Linked DNA regions of Homo sapiens: region 2 is linked to region 1. Evidence: read pairs that join two places in POLR2A ChIA-PET (ENCODE). Cell type or tissue: PC-9. All regions are shown on one strand.

Region 1 (8,000 bases):
TCAGATGTAGCCAACTGTTTGAGCCATATTCAAATAAGGCAAATGCCGACCTGTAGCCAATCCAGTTGTTTTTGTACCTCACTGACTTCTGTATGTCATTTCCCTTTGTCTATAAATCTTCTTCCATCACATGGCTGCACTGGAGTCTGTCTGAATCGGCTGTGATTCTGGGGGCTGCCCGATTCACAAATTGTTCATTGCTCAATTAAACTCCCTTAAATTTAATTTGGCTGAAGTTTTTCTTTTAACACATGTGAAAGGAGGGAAAAAGGAACAGTCAATTATGAATTCATCTTGTGCTAAATATATCTGTATTTTACACAAGATAAAGTAAACACAGAGTAGAGGAAGAAGTCAATTATGCTTTTGTCTTAGGGTGGGGGTAAGTATGATTTATTATTATTATTTTTTTCTGAGACAGAGTCTCACTTTGTCCCCCAGGCAGGAGTGCAGTAGTGTGATCTCAGCTCACTGCAACCTCCGCCTCCCGGGCTCAAGCAATTCTCCTGCCTCAGCCTCCTGAGTAGCTAGCATTACAGGTGTGTGCCACCACGCCCAGCTAATTTTTGTAGTTTTTAGTACAGACAGGGTTTCACCATGTTAGCCAGGCTGGTCTCGAACTCCTGACCTTGTGATCTGCCTACCTCAGCCTCCTAAAGTGCTGGGATTACAGGTGTGAGCCACCGCACCTGGCCTGGAAGTATGATTTAAAAAAAAGAAAAATATTGGCCGGACGCGGTGGCTCACACCTGTAATCCCAGCACTTTGGGAGGCCTAGGCGGACGGATGATGAGATCAGGAGATTGAGACCATCCTGGCTAACATGGTGAAACCCTGTCTCTACTAAAAATACAAAACATTTAGCCGGGCGTGGTGGCAGGCGCCTGTAGTCCCAGCTACTCGGGAGGCTGGGGCAGGAGAATGGCGTGAACCCGGGAGGCGGAGCTTGCAGTGAGCCAAGGTCGTGCCACTGCATTCCAGCCTGGGTGACAGGGCAAGACTCCACCTCAAAAAAAAAAAAAAATTATTGTTATTTTTTTGAGACAGAGTTTCACTCTTGTGGCCCAGGCTGGAATGCAATGGTGCAATCTTGGCTCACTGCAACCTCTGCCGCCTCAGCTCAAGTGATTCTCTTGCCTCAGCTTCCCAAGTAGCTGGAATTACAGGCATGTGCCACCATGCCTGTCTAATTTTTTGTCTATAGTAGAGACGGGGTTTCACCATGTTGGTCAGGCTGGTCACGAACTCGTGACCTCAGGTGATCCCTTGGCCTCTCAAAGTGTTGGGATTACAGCCGTAAGCCACCACGCCCGGCCATGATTTTTTTTTTTTTTTTTTTTTTTGAGACAGGGTCTTATTCTGTTGCTCAGGTTGGAGTGCAGCGGTGCGATCACACCTCACTAGAGCCTCGACCTCCTGAGCTTAAGCAATACTCCCAATGCAGCCTCCTGAGTAGCTGGTACTACAGGTGTGCACTACCACACCAGGCTAATTTAAAATCTTTTCCGTAGAGACAGCCTCTCACTGGGTTGCCCAGGGTGATCTCCAACCCCTGAGCTCCAGCAATTCTCTCACCCCAGCCTCCCAAAGTGTTGGAATTACAGGTGTGAGCCCCCATGCCTGGCCAGATTTCTATTTTTTTATTTGTCCTGTACCTGTGAAGGTAAGCTGAATTTACATGGTCAGGGTGAGGGAAGCCACCTGTGGAGATACGTGGCATTCAATCTTGCAGCTATCTGGTTAGGAACAAAAGAAAATGCAGTTTCCTGTATGACTCAGTTCCTAAGCTTAGCTTTTTGCCCTTTGACATAGTGAGTTTGGGGTCTGGTGATTTTATTTTTCTTTCACACTGTTACTGGAAAGGAGTCCCAATCAAGACCCCAAGAGAGGGTTCTTTTTTAATCTTTTTTTTTTTTTTTTTTTTTTGAGACAGGGTCTCACTCTATTGCCCAAGCTGGACTGCAGTGGCGCCCTCTGCCTCCCGGGTTCAAGTGATTCTCCTGCCTCAGCCTCCTGAGTAGCTGGGATTACAGGCACGTGCCACCACGCCCGGCTAATTTTCTTGTATTTTTAGTAGAGACAGGGTTTCCCCATGTTGGTCAGGCTGGTCTCAAACTCCTGACCTCATGATCCACCTGCCTCGGCCTCCCAAAGTGCTGGGATTACAGGCGTGAGCCACCACACCCAGCCAAGAGAGAGTTCTTGAATCTCACGCAAGAAACAATTCCAGGCGAGTCCATGGAGTAAAGTGGAAGCAAGTATATTAAGAAAGTAAAGGAATAGGCTGGGCACAGTGGCTCACACCTGTAATCCCAGCACTTTGATAGGCCAAGGTGGGCGGATCATTTGAGATTGGGAGTTCAAGACCAGACTAGCCAACATGGTGAAACCCTGTCTCCACTAAAAAATACAAAAACTAGCTGGGCGTGGTGACATACGCCTGTAATCCCAGCTACTTGGGAGGCTGAGGCAGGAGAATCGCTTGAGCTGGGGAGGTAGAGGTTGCAGTGAGCCAAGATTGCACCACTGCACTCCAGCCTGGATGACAAAGTGAGACTCCATCTCACAAAAAAAAAAAAAAAAAAGAAAGTAAAGGAACAAAGAATGTCTACTCCATAGGCAGAGCATCCCCTAAGGTTGCTGGCTGGATATTTTTTATAGTTATCTCTTGATTACATGCCCAACAAGGGTGGATTATTCATGAATTTTCTGGGAAAGGCACGGGCAATTCCTGGAACTGAGGGTTCCTCCCCACTTTTTTTTGAGACAGAGTCTTGCTCTGCCACCCAGGCTGGAGTGCAATGGTGCAATCTCAGCTCACTGCTACCTCTGCCTCCTGGGTCCAAGCAATTCTCCTGCCTCAGCCTCTGGAGTAGCTGGGATTACAGGCGCCCGCCACCATGCCCAGCTAATTTTTGTATTTTTAGTAGAGACAGGGTTTCACATCTTGGCCAGGCTGGTCTTGAACTCTTGACCTTGCAATCCACCTGCCTTGGCCTCCCAAAGTGCTGGGATTACAGGCATGAGCCACTGCGCCCGGCCGGTTCCTCCCCTTTTTAGACAATATAGGGTAACTTCCTGATGTTGCCACGGCATTTCTAAACTGTCATGGCACTGATGGGAGTGTCTTTAGCATGCTAATATATTATAATTAGCACATAATGAGCAGTGAGGACGACCAGAGGTCACTTTCTTTCTATTTTTTGAGATGGAGTTTCACTCTTGTCATCCAGGCTAGAATGCAATGGCACGATCTTGGCTCACTGCAACCTCCGCCTCCCGGGTTCAAGCAATTCTCCTGCCTCAGCCTCCTGAGTAGCTGGGATTACAAGCATGTGCCACCACGCCCAGCTAATTTTTTGTATTTTTAGTAGAGACGGAGTTTCTCCATGTTGGTCAGGCTGGTCTCAAACTCCTGGCCTCAGGTGATCCGCCCGCCTGGGCCTCCCAAAGTGCTGGGATTATAGGCGTTGAGCCACCGCACCCAGCCTACCAGAGGTCACTTTCATCGCCACCTTGGTTTTGGTGGGTTTTGGCCGGCTTCTTTGCTGCAACCTGTTTTATCAGCAAGGTTTTTTGTCACCTATGTCTTGTGCCACCCTCCTGTGTCATCCTGTGACTGGGAATGCCTCACCTCCTGGGAAAGTAGCTCAGTGGTGATGCAGGGTTTTTCTAGGCACCTTCGCTGGACTCATGGAAGGGATGCCCCATCTACTCAGCCCCCTGTGCTCAACCCCTTGCAGGAGGGAGCACACAAGTGACTAAGTGTGGGATCTGGCCAGCTGGCTTCTCCAGGCACCAACACAGGAGCAAGCTGTATGCAGGGCCCATGGCCAGAGCAGGCATGTCACCTTGAGGGGAAAGCAGCAGCACCTAGGTGAGGGTGCCCGTGTCCCCGAAGCTGCAGAGGGGGTGTTATTACAGTGCTCCTTTAGTTCTGCTGTCCACAGATGGTGACATGTCAGCAGATCAGCTGGCCCCTTGCCTCATCACATGGGGACAGCTGCCCTTCACAGGCGAGGGCAAAGGCCCAGTGTGACAGCCTTTCTGGGTATCCTCACTCACTGGGTCCCAAGCTCTTGTCCAGCATCCAGGAAGAATGAAGTTACACGGACGATTGAAGGATGATGAAGGTGGAGAATTTTATTGAGCAATGAAAGCGACTCTCAGTGGAGAGGGGAGCTGGAGAGGGGATGGGAAGTGCAGGCTGCCTTCCCCGAAGTCAGGTCGTCTTTTCCCCTGCTGACTGAGTCTGGAGCCTTTATAGGCACAGGGTGGGGAGTGTGTGCTGATTGGCTTGTGAGTATGCAAAAAGGAGTAGTCCCAGCTATTCAGGAGGCTGAGGCTTGCTTGAGGGATCCCTTAAGTCCAGGAGTTGGAGGAATGTCTTTTGTTATTTATAATGAGTCCTTTTGATCACACTGGAGTTTATGCTAATGAGGTGAGTTAAAGCAAAGACACTACTCAAAGGTGGTCATGAAAGAGTAGAAAACCGCCGGGCACGGTGGCTCATGCCTGTAATGCCAGCACTTTGGGAGGCCAAGGCGGGCAGATCACAAGGTCAGGAGATTGAGGCCATCCTGGCTAACACGGTGAAACCTCATCTCTACTAAAAAATACAAAAAATTAGCCGGGCGTGGTAGCAGGCGCCTGTAGTCCCAGCTACTGGGGAGGCTGAGGCAGGAGAATGACATGAACCCGGGGGGTGGAGATTGCAGTGAGCCGAGATTGCACCACTGCACTCCAGCCTGGGTGACAGAGCGAGACTCTGTCAAAAAAAAAAAGAAAGAGTAGAAAACCAATTAGGAAAGGGTGGGTATATGTAAAATAGGCGAAGGGTGGGGATCAATCAGAGGAAAGCGCGACAAACAGGAAGGTAAGCTCTCAATCCGGTCTAAGGTTTAAACTTGTACCTTCAGTTTCAGGCTTTAAACCGTCTTCGGGTTGGAGGTGGGGTTTCACCGCGGACCCGCCCCTATTGGCCTAGGCAATTGGCTGCCTCCTGTCAATATCAGCAGGTCTCAGCCTCATTTTACCCACCCCCTATTCAAGATGGAATCACTGTGGTTCAAACTCCTCTGACAACAGTAGCTTGCTCCAGATCACACAGCTAATACAAATTGACTCACAAACTCTGGTCTACCCATCATTCAAAGAGGCAGGAAGGTATAGGCCAAACACAGGAAAAGCAGCAGTAACGATAAACTGTGTCTAAAAGACCGTCTTTTCCCCCACAGCACAGGATGAAGTTGAAGTTACTTTCTCTGCCTAAGATCCAGACATCCCCCCTCAACAAGGAAAACAATTGTTTTTTTTTCTTCTCCTTTCTATAAAATCAAGAATGGAACCACACCTGAACAGACTCTTCCGCAAGATAATGTCTCCCTCAGGCTCATTGAAATTCCAAAGAGAATTATGTACAAGTTAATCTCTGTTCCTAAATCCATTCATTCTCCCCAGCAATGTTTATTTTTATTTTTATTTTTATTTTTATTGAGATGGAGTCTCACTCTGTCACCCAGGCTGGAGTGCAGTGATGCCATCTCAGCTCACTGCAACTTCCTCCTCCTGGGTTCAAGTGATTCTCCTGCCTCAGCCTCCTGAGTAGCTGGGATTTCAGCTATGTGCCACCATGACTGGCTAATTTTTGTGTTTTGAGTAGAGACAGGGTTTCGCCATGTTGGCCAGGCTGGTCTCGAACTCCTGACCTCAAGTGATCTGCCCACCTTGGCCTCCCAAAGTGCTAGGATTACAGGCATGAGCCACTCTGCCTAGCCCCCAGTAATCTTTTATGTCCCCTCAATAGAATTCCTCTTTCTTCCCCCTGCCATAACCTGTTTTACCAGGATCCAAACCCCTATTCTTTCTGTATCTGCAAGATAGTATATCTATATCTATAGATATCGATATCTATAGATATATATACACATGTCTATATATATAGATATGTATACATATAGATATAGATATATAGATATCTATAGATATAGATATGTATACATATCTATATATATGTATATAGTGCCAGGCACAGTGGCTCATGGCGGTAATCCCAGCGCCACTTTGGGAGGCCAAGAGGGGAAGATCACTTGAGTGCAGGAGTTCAAGACCAGCCTGGCAACATGGCGAAAACCCAGTCTCTACTTAAAAAAAAAAAGAAGATGGTATATAAGCGTCTGAACGCCTTTGGGGTGGTGGGTAATCACGCTGTGGTGTGGTTCTCCCCAGATACGTGTGAATGCAATTTGTATCCCCCTTTTTCTAATTAATCTGCCTTTTGTGAGCTGATTTATCAGCAAACCTTCAGAAGGTGAAGCAGAAGTTTTTTCCTTGGTTCCTACAATCTCACTTCTATGCACATAACAAAATTTCACATGCACCCTATAAATATGGACAGCTACGATGTATTAATAATATTAGGCTGGGCATGTTTGCTCACACCTGTAATCCCAGCACTTTGGGAAGCTGAGGCAGGAGGATGGATCACTTGAGCCCAGGAGTTCAAGACGAGCCTGGGCAACATAATGAGACCCTCATCTCTACAAAACATAAAAACATTAGCTGGGCATGGTGGTGCACTCCTGTAGTCCTAGCTACTCAGGAGGCTGAGGTGGGAGGATTTATTGAGGCCAAGAGTTTGAGACCAGCTTGGGTAATATTATGGGACTCCTCTCTATAGAAAATAAAATTAAAGGCTGGGTGTGGTGGCTCACACCTGTAATTCCAGCACTTTGGGAGGCCAAGGCGGGTGGATCACCTGAGGTCAGGAGCTGAAGACCAGCCTGACCAACATGGTGAAACCCTGTCTCTACTAAAATACAAAATTAACCAGGCGTGGTGGCAGGTGCCTGTAGTCCCAGCTACTCGGGAGGCTGAGGCAGGAGAATCGCTTGAACCCAGGAGGCAGAGATTGCAGTGAGCTGAGACCACGCCATTGCACTCCAGCCTGGGCGACAAGAGTGAAACTTCGTCTCAAAAAAAAAAAAAAAGGAAAATTAAAAACTTAGCTGCATGTGGTGGTGTGCACCTGTAGTTCGAGCTACTACAGAGGGTGAGGCTGAGGTGAGAGAATCACTTGAGCCCAGGAATTCAAGACCAGCCTGGGCAAGATAGCAAGATTCCATCCCTATTTTAAAAATTAAGTAAAAAAGGCCAGGTGTGGTGGCTCATGCCTGTAATCCCAGCACTTTGGGAGGCCCAGGTGGGCGGATCATGGAATTGGGAGATTGAGACCATCCTGGCTAACACAGTGAAACTCCGTCTCTACTGAAAATACAAAAAATTAGCCGGGCGTGGTGGCACGCGCCTGCAGTCCCAGCCACTCGGGAGGGTGAGGCAGGAGAATGGCATGAACCTTGGAGGCGGAGGTTGCAGTGAGCCGAGATTGTATCACTGTACTCCAGCCTGGGGGACGGAGCGAGACTCCGTCTCAAAAAAAAAAAAAAAAAAAAATTTAAGTAAAAAAATTTGAATATAATAAACTAGTTGCAGCGGGTGCAGTGGCTCATGCCTGTAATCAGTCCCAGCACTTTGAGAGGCTGAGGCGAGTGATCACAAGGTCAAGAGATCGAGACCATCCTGGCCAACACGGTGAAACCCTGTCTCTACTAAAAATACAAAAATTAGCTGGACGTGGTGGCCTGCGCCTGTAGTCCCAGCTACTCAGGAGGCTGAGGCAGGAGAATCGCTTGATCCCAGGAAGTGGAGGTTGCAGTGAGCTGGGATTGCGCCACTGTACTCCAGCCTGGCGACAGAGTGAGTCTCAAAAAATAAAAAATAAAAAAAAAATTACTTAACATAAGTAAAGTATTTCCCTGAGCTCTGTGAGCCATTCTAGAAAATTATCTAACTCCAGGAGAGGGTTTTTGGAAACCCCAGCTTTTAAAAAAATTATTTCTTGGGGCCGGGTGCAGTGGCTCACGCCTGTAATCCCAGCACTTTGGGAGGCCAAGGTGGGCGGATCACGAGGTCAGGAGATGGAAACTATCATGGTTAACACG
Region 2 (8,000 bases), 250 kb before region 1:
TCCTGCCTCAGCCTCCTGAGTAGCTGGGACTACAGGAGTGCACCATCATACCTGGCGGTTTTTTTTTTTTGGAGACAAAGTCTCACTCTGTCACCCAGGCTAGAGTGCAGTGGTACGATCTTGGCTCACTACAACCTCCGCTTCCTGGGTTCAAGCAATTCTTCTGCCTCAACCTCCCAAGTAGCTGGGACTACAGGCATGTGCCACCACACCTGGCTAATTTCTGTATATTTAGTAGAGATGGGGTTCACCATGTTGGCCAGACTGATCTCGAACTCCTGACCTCAAACAATCCACCCAACTTGGCTTCAAAAGTGCTGGGATACAGATGTGAGCCGCGGTGCCCGGCCAAATTTTTTTTTTTTTTTGAGACGGAGTCTTGCTATTGTCGGCCCAGGAGTGCAATGGCATGTTCTCAGCTCACTGCAACCTCCGCCTCCCAGGTTGCAGCAATTCTCCTGCCTCAACCTCCCAAGTAGCTGAGATTACAGGTGCCCACCACCATGCCTGGCTAATTGTTTTTGTGTGTGTGTGTGTGATAGAGTCTCACTCCGCTGCCAGGCTGGAGTGCCATGGCACAATCTCGACTTATTGCAACCTCTACCTCCCGGGTTCAAGTGACTCTCCTGCCTCAACCTCCTGAGTAGCTGGGACTACAGGTGCACGCTACCACGCTCAGCTAATTTTTTTGTATTTTTAGTAGAGACGGGATTTCATCATGTTGGCCAGGCTGGTCTGAAACTCCTGACCTCAGGTGATCTACCCGCTTCGGCCTCCCAAACTGCTGGGATTACAGGCATGAGCCACCATGCCCAGCCCCGGCCAAATTTTTGTATGTTTCATAGAAATGAGGCCTCACAATGTTTCATAGGCTGGTCTCGAACCCCTGGCCTCAAGCAAACCTCCCTCCTCGGCCTCCCAAAGTGCTGAGATTATAGGCATGAGCATCGCTCACGGCCTCCACTGCATAATTTTAAAAGCACCATTGGTCTCAGTTGTCCCTACAAGCCAGGTGGCAAGGGGCCTGAGAGAACAGGTACAATAAACAGATCAATCCTCGCCAAGCACAGCAGCTGCTTGGGCTCCTGGTGTGGGGAGCGATATCACACGTGTGTTTACACTGTCGCCTGGATTAGGAAAAGCTTCACCTTCACCTTGGCCTTGGAGGAGTCTGAGGTCCACTGACCTTTTTTGGGGCCAATTCTGCCTTGTACTGGGGGATGGACAGAAGACAGGTTGGCAACCATTTCCGAGGAGGGGGGCTGTCTCATGCCCACCACCACTGGTGTTCTGGTGAACAAGAAGCAGGGCCAGGGGCCGGGCGTGGTGGCTCACACCTGTAATCACAGCACTTTGGGAGGCCAAGGCAGGTGGATCACCTGAGCTCAGGAGTTGGAGACCAGCCTGGCCAACATGGCGAAACCCCATCTCTACTAAAAAAATACAAAAATTAGCCGGGTGTGGTGGTGTGCGCCTGTAATCCCAGCTACTCAGGAAGCTGAGGCAGGAGAATCGCTTGAACCCGGGAAGTGGAGGTTTCAGTGAGCTGAGATTGCACCACTGCACTCCAGCCTAGGTGACAGAGTGCAACCCTGTCTCAAAAACAAAAGCAAAAAGAGAGAGAGAGAGAGAAACCAGAAAGTCTTCAGGACCAGAAAGAGGGAACCTGGGATAGAATGGATAGAATTTCAGGACACAGAGAACACAGAGCTGGCTCTGGGGACAGAAGCTGGCGGGGAGGCATTATAGGATGGACCACATGTGGGCCACTCACTGCTCCCCAGGTACATGTCTGTCTGGTGCAGGTGACCTGGCCCTGGCCCTTTTTTTTTTTTTTTTTTTTGAGATGGAGTCTCGCTCTGTCACCCAGGCTGGAGTGCAGTGGCGCCATCTCGGCTCACTGGCAGCTCTGCCTTCCAGGTTCAAGCGATTCTCCTGCCTCAGCCTCCCGAGTAGCTGGGATTACAGGTGCATGCCACCATGCCCGGCTAATTTTTGTATTTTTAGTAGAGACGAGGTTTCACCATGTTGGCCAGGCTGGTCTCGAACTCCTGACCTCAGGTGATCCGCCTGCCTCGGACTCCCAAAGTGCTGGGATTACAGGCGCGAGCCACCGCGACCAGCCAGCCCTTTTCTTCTCAAAGCAGAGTCGGGGAGGGGACCCTAAGCCAGGCCCTGACCCACTCCATGCTTAATTGGCAGCTGAATGGCACGGCCCCAGTGAAAGCCCCCCGCATCTGCCCTGCGGGAGGGAGACTTACCACTTACTTGGGCCCTGAGCATCTCGGTCTGGGAGGTCAAGGCTGTCACCTCTTTGTCCCTCTTGTTCAGCTTGTCCTGCAGGCCTAGGGGAGAGAGGAGAGACGAGAAGCATCAATGCTCCTGGACCAAAGCAGCAGTGGGTAGGGCCATGGCCCTCCCACAGGAGCTCTGTGACGGGGTCACACTTGGCCTCCAGGGTCCAAGTTCTTCCTCACTCCAGCCGTCTCGCTGGGTAACCCCTCCTGAAGAAGAGGACCTGACACTGGCCGGGCGTGGTGGCTCATGCCTGTAATCCCAGCACTTTGGGAGGCCGAGGCCGGCGGATCACCTGAGGTCAGGGGGTTCAAGACAAACATGGTGAAACCGAGTCTCTACTAAAAATACAAAAATTAGCTGGGCATAGTGGCAGGTGCCTGTAATCCCAGCTACTCGGGAGGCTGAGGCAGGAGAATCGTTTGAACCCGGGAGGCAGAGGCAGCAGTAAGCCAAGATAGCGCCATTGCACTCCAGCCTGGGCGACACAGCGAGACTCGGTCTCAAAAAGAAAAAAAAAAAAAAAAGAGGCTGGGCGAGGTGGCTCATGCCTATAATCCCAGCATTTTGGGAGGCCAAGGCAGGTGGATCACCTGAGGTCGGGAGTTCGAGACCAGCCTGACCAACATGGAGAAACCCCATCTCTACTAAAAATACAAAATTAGCTGGGCGTGGTGGTGCATGCCTGTAATTCCAGCTACTTGGGAGGTTGAGGCAGGAGAATCGCTTGAACTTGGGAGGCAGAGGTTGCGGTGAGCAGAGATCGCACCATCGCACTCCAGCCTGGGCAACAAGAGCGAAACTCTGTCTCAAAAAAAAAAAAAAAAAAAAAAGAAGACCCGACACTATGTGGTCTTAGGTAACCTGTCACAGCCTTAGTCCCCTCAAGTGAAAAACAGGGAGAACAATAACAGTGCTAACAGTGCTAACAGTGCCTAGGTCACCGGTCTTGTGTATTCAAGCCTGGGTGCTCCTCACAGCCATAAAGGACAGAATGGATGCCAAGTACCCAGAAACATCTCCACCTTCTGCAAGTTAATTTATAAAGGGAATGTAATACCACTAAAAATACCAACACGATTTTAACCTTTTTTTTTTTTTTTTTTGAGACAGGTTATCATTGTGTTGCTCAGGCTGGAGTGGAGTGTGCAATCATAGCTCACTGCAGCCTCGACCCCCTGGGTTCAAGTCATCCTCCTTCCTCAGCCTCCCGAGTAGCTGAGACCACAGGCATGTGCCACCACATCTGGCTAATTTTTTATTTTTTATATTTTTGGAGACAGAGTCTCGCTCTGTCACCCAGGCTGGAGTGCAGTGGCGCCATCTCAGCTCACTGCAACCTCCACCTCCCAGGTTCAAGAAATTCTCTTGCCTCAGCCTCCTGAGTAGCTGCGATTACAGGCATGCATCACCACACCCGGCTAACTTTTTTTTTTTTTTTTTTTTTTGTATTTTTAATAGAGACAGGGTTTCACCATGTCCGCCAGGCTGGACATGAACTTTTGACCTCAAGTGATCCACCCACCTCGGCCTCCCAAAGTGTTGGGATTATAGGCATGAGCCACCGCGCCTAGCCTAATTGTTTATTTTTTGAAGAGACAAGGTCTCACTATGTTTCCCAGGCTGGTGTTGAACTCCTAGGCTCAAGTGATCCTCCTGCCTCAGCCTCTTAAAGTCCTGGGATTACAGTGTGAGCCACTGCGCCCAGCCTGATTTAAAATTTTGGTGGAACTAGATGTGCCGATTCTAAGTCACTTATAAAAATGAGCAAGAATACCCAAGAGTTTGGCAGTTCCTCAAAAATTTAAACAGAATTACCATATGAGGCCAGGCGCGGTGGCTCACGCCTGTTATCCCAGCACTTCAGGAGGCCGAGGCAGGTGCATCGATTGAGGCCAGGAGTTCAAGACCAGTCTGGCCAACATTGCGAAACCCTGTCTCTACTAAAAATACAAAAATTAGCCAGGCGTGATGGCGCACACCTTTAATCCCAACTACTCAGGAGACTGAGGCAGGAGAATCGCTTGAACCTGGGAGGCGGAGGTTGCAGTGAGCCAAGATTGCACCACTGCACTCCAGCCTGGGTGACAGAGTGAGACTCCATCTCAAAAAAAAAAAAAAAAAAAAAATCATATGACCTAGCATTCTACTCTTCTAGGTATATACCCCAAAGCACTGAAAACAGGTACTTAACAAGTACATGCATATCTATGTTCTTAGCAGCATCATTCACAATAGCCAAAAGGTAGAAACAACCCAAATGCCCATCAGCTGAGGAATGGATCAACAAAATGCGGTATGTCCATACAATGGAATATCATTTGGCCACAAAAAAGAATGAGGTTCTTTTTTGTTTTGTTTTGTTGTCGTTGTTGTTGTTTGAGATGGAGTCTCACTCTGTCACCCAGGCAGGAGTGCAGTGGCGCGATCTTGGCTCACTGCAACCTCTGCCTCCCAGGTTCAAGTGATTCTCTCTGCCTCATCTTCCTGCGTAGCTGGGATTCCAGGCGCACACCACCACGCCCAGCTAATTTTTGTATTTTTAGTAGAGACTGGGTTTCACCATTTTGACCAGGCTGGTCTCGAACTCCTGACATGAAATGTTCCAAATAGATAAATCCACAGAGATAGAAAGTAAATTAGTGGTTGTGATGGGCTGGGGGGAGAGGAGGATGGAGAAGCACTGCTAGTGGGTATGGGTTCTCCTTTTGGGATGATGAGAATGTTTGTTTTCTCTTTATTTCTTTTTCTTTTCTTTTGTAGAGATGGGTTTTCGCCATGTTGTCCAGGCTGGTCTTGAACTCCTGACTTCAAGCAATTCTCCTGCCCGGGCCTCCCAAAGTGCTGGAATTACAGGTGTAAGCCACCAAATCCAGCCCATGAGAATGTTTTGGAAACCAGATAGAAGTGCTGGGTGTACTACATTGTTGACTGCGCTAAATGCCATTGAAGTGTTTGCTTTAAAATGGCTGATTGTATGTTATGTTAATTTTTTTCATTTGTTAATTTTATAACAAACCTGCACATGTCTATTTTATGTTAATTTCAGCTTAGTTTTTAAACAATAGCCAAGAGAATTTTGATAAAGCAGAGAAGAACAAGCCATGCCAGAAATTACAACATAGACAAAGCTTGACTAATTAAAACATTATAGAATTGGCACATGAAGAGAATAACAAGTCATTGGAATAGAACAAAAGTCCAGAAATAGAGTCAATTACATAAGTGAATTTAAGGACAATAAGGTTAGTAATTCCAATCAATGAGGGTTGGGGGGAGAAAATGACCATTTTCAAAAATAGTGTTGGGATAAGTGGGTATTCCTTTGGGAAAAAATAAAAATGGATCCTTATCTCACACTTATATAAGGATGAATTCTAGATGGATCAGAGATTTCAGCATAGAAAATAGGACAGAAAAGTACCAGAAGAAACCACTGGATACATTTTTTAAACTAAAAAAGAATTGATTTTTTTTTTTTTTTTTTTTTGGTGACAGGGTCTCACTCTATTGCTCAGGCTGGAGTGCAGTGGCATGATCGTAGCTCACTGCAGCCTCCACTTCCTGGGCTCAAGAGATCCTCCCGCCTCACCTTCCCAAGTATCTGGGACTATAGCTGCATGCCACCATACCTGGCTAATTTTTGGAGGGGGGTATTTTTTGTAGAGACAGGGTCTCACTATGTTGCCCAGGCTGGTCTTGAACTCCTGGGCTCAAGCAATACTCCTAACTCAGCCTCCCAAAGTGCTGGGATTACAAGTGTGAGCCACCATACCTGGCCTGATTTTTTAAATATCTGCATGGCCAACACCACCATAAGAAAAAAGTAAAAAGGCAAATGACAAAGTGGGGAAAATGTCTGCAATGTCATACATAAAGAGCTTCTAAAAATCAGCAAAAAGATCAATAACCCAATCAGAAAAAAATGGTCAAAAGACACAAATAGAAATGCAAATAGAAGCCGGGCATGGTGGCTCATGCCTGTAATCCCAGCACTTTGGGAGACCAAGGCGGGAGGATCATGAGGTCAGGAGTTTGAGACCAGCCTGGCCAACATAGTGAAACTCCATCTCTACTAAAAAAAAAAAAAAAAAAAAAATTAGCAGGGCATGGTGGCATGCACGTGTAGTCCCAGCTACTCAGGAGGCTGAGGCAGGAGAATTGCTTGAACCTGGGAGGTGGAGGTTGTGGTGAGCTGAGATCGTGCCACTGCACTCCAGCCTGGGCAACAGAGTGAGACTCTGTCTTAAAAAAAAAAAAAAAAAAGACCAGCCCCAACATGGAGAAACCCCGTCTCTACTAAAAAAAAAAATACAAAAATTAGCCAGGCGTGGTGGTGCATGCCTGTAATCCCAGCTACTCAGGAGGCTGAGGCAGGAGAATTGCTTGAACCTGGGAGGCGGAGGTTGCAGTGAACTGAGATCGCATCATTGCACTCCAGCCTGGGCAACAAGGGTGAAACTCCGTCTCAAAAAAAAAATGCAAATAGAAATACCTCTTAACTTCATCCACATAAGAGAAAGGTGAGTTGAAGTTACACCTTTTACCTTTCAGATTGGCAAAGATCACAAAGTCTGATCAAACGTTTTGTTGATGGGAGTTTGAGGGGAAACAGGTTTTCAACCACAGCTGGTGGGAATTAAAATTGGTTGAGCCCAATGGAAGTCAAGGTAATTTTCTACAGTGGTGTTTGTAATTGACCAAGACTGGAAACAGTCTACCATCTTTGTAACTGACCAAGACTGGAAACAATCTGTGATTGTTATCGGAAACCAGCTAAATACACAATGGTACCTCCACACAATGGAATATTCTGTACCCTGTAAAAGAATGTACTACTGATAAGGAACCCTCTCCAAGATACATTGTTAAATGGAATAAATGAAGGAGCTGAAAGAATGGAAGATATGGTACCATTTGTGTCACTTGCTTGCTCGTACCTGCACAAAATATTTCTGGAAAGGGGATATAAAGAAGCTAACACTGCGCCTTCAGGGAGGGAAGAATAGAGAACAGTGAAGAGTTAGTTTGCCATATGCCCTTTGAACCATTTGAAGTTTAGACCTGTTTTTAAAGTTTAAACCAGCTAGGCACGGTGGCTCATGCCTGTAATCCCAACACTTCGGGAGGCCAAGGCGGGCGGATCACGCAGTCAGGAGATCGAGACCACCCTGGTCAACATGGTGAAACCCCGTCTCTACTAAAAATACAAAAATTAGCTGGGCATGGTGGTGCATGCCTGTAATCCCAGCTACTCGGGAGGCTGAGGCAGGAGAATCGCTTGAACCAGGGAGTTGGAGGTTGCAGTGAGCTGAGATCACACCACTGTACTCCAGCCTGGCGACAGAGCGAAACTCCGTCTAAAATAAATAAATAAATAAAAGTAAAGTATAAACTAAATAAATAAATAAAAATAAAATATAAACCAAACAAATAATAAGGTTTGATATTCCATTAAGTTTACTATTCCGTTAAATCTGTTTCAAAAGAAAAAGAAAAAAAAGACAGCAACTTGGAAGGCTGGTGCAATGCCTATCCCTCCGTAAACTGGCCTCCTCCCTTGCAGGAGTACATAGCTCACAGCACACAGGAGGTGACTCTTACCAAATGGCAGATGATGCAAACCAAAATGTGACCCAGCAGGAAGGCAGAGCCAGCCAGCCTCTTCCCAGAGCCCAGAGTCCCGCCCGGCCTGGTGGCCACTC

The links. ChIA-PET counts read pairs that join two places held together with the same protein. Peaks named below come from ENCODE experiments on the same cell type or tissue, not always from the same donor. Only the 100,000 strongest peaks of a DNase experiment are listed, where the experiment ranks them.
Region 2: POLR2A ChIA-PET joins it to region 1 with 15 read pairs; 5 of 35 experiments call an interaction of 5 or more read pairs at or near these places.

Annotation. Positions count from the first base shown.
Region 1 is chr7:74,135,615-74,143,614 of GRCh38, reverse strand. No RefSeq gene overlaps it. Among named protein-coding and RNA genes, the nearest start is that of EIF4H, 35 kb to the left of the region's middle. RefSeq lists an enhancer at 4,261-4,790. In PC-9, no CTCF peak of the experiment used is centred here; DNase peaks (open chromatin) are centred at 1,104 and 1,724; H3K4me3 peaks cover 608 bases; H3K27ac peaks cover 3,534 bases.
Region 2 is chr7:74,380,866-74,388,865 of GRCh38, reverse strand. CLIP2 (CAP-Gly domain containing linker protein 2) reads right to left here. Exons shown (of 17, transcript NM_003388.5): 12 at 2,262-2,345. Among named protein-coding and RNA genes, the nearest start is that of GTF2IRD1, 69 kb to the left of the region's middle. RefSeq lists a silencer at 3,713-4,007 and an enhancer at 7,565-8,000. In PC-9, no CTCF peak of the experiment used is centred here; a DNase peak (open chromatin) is centred at 7,925; H3K27ac peaks cover 67 bases.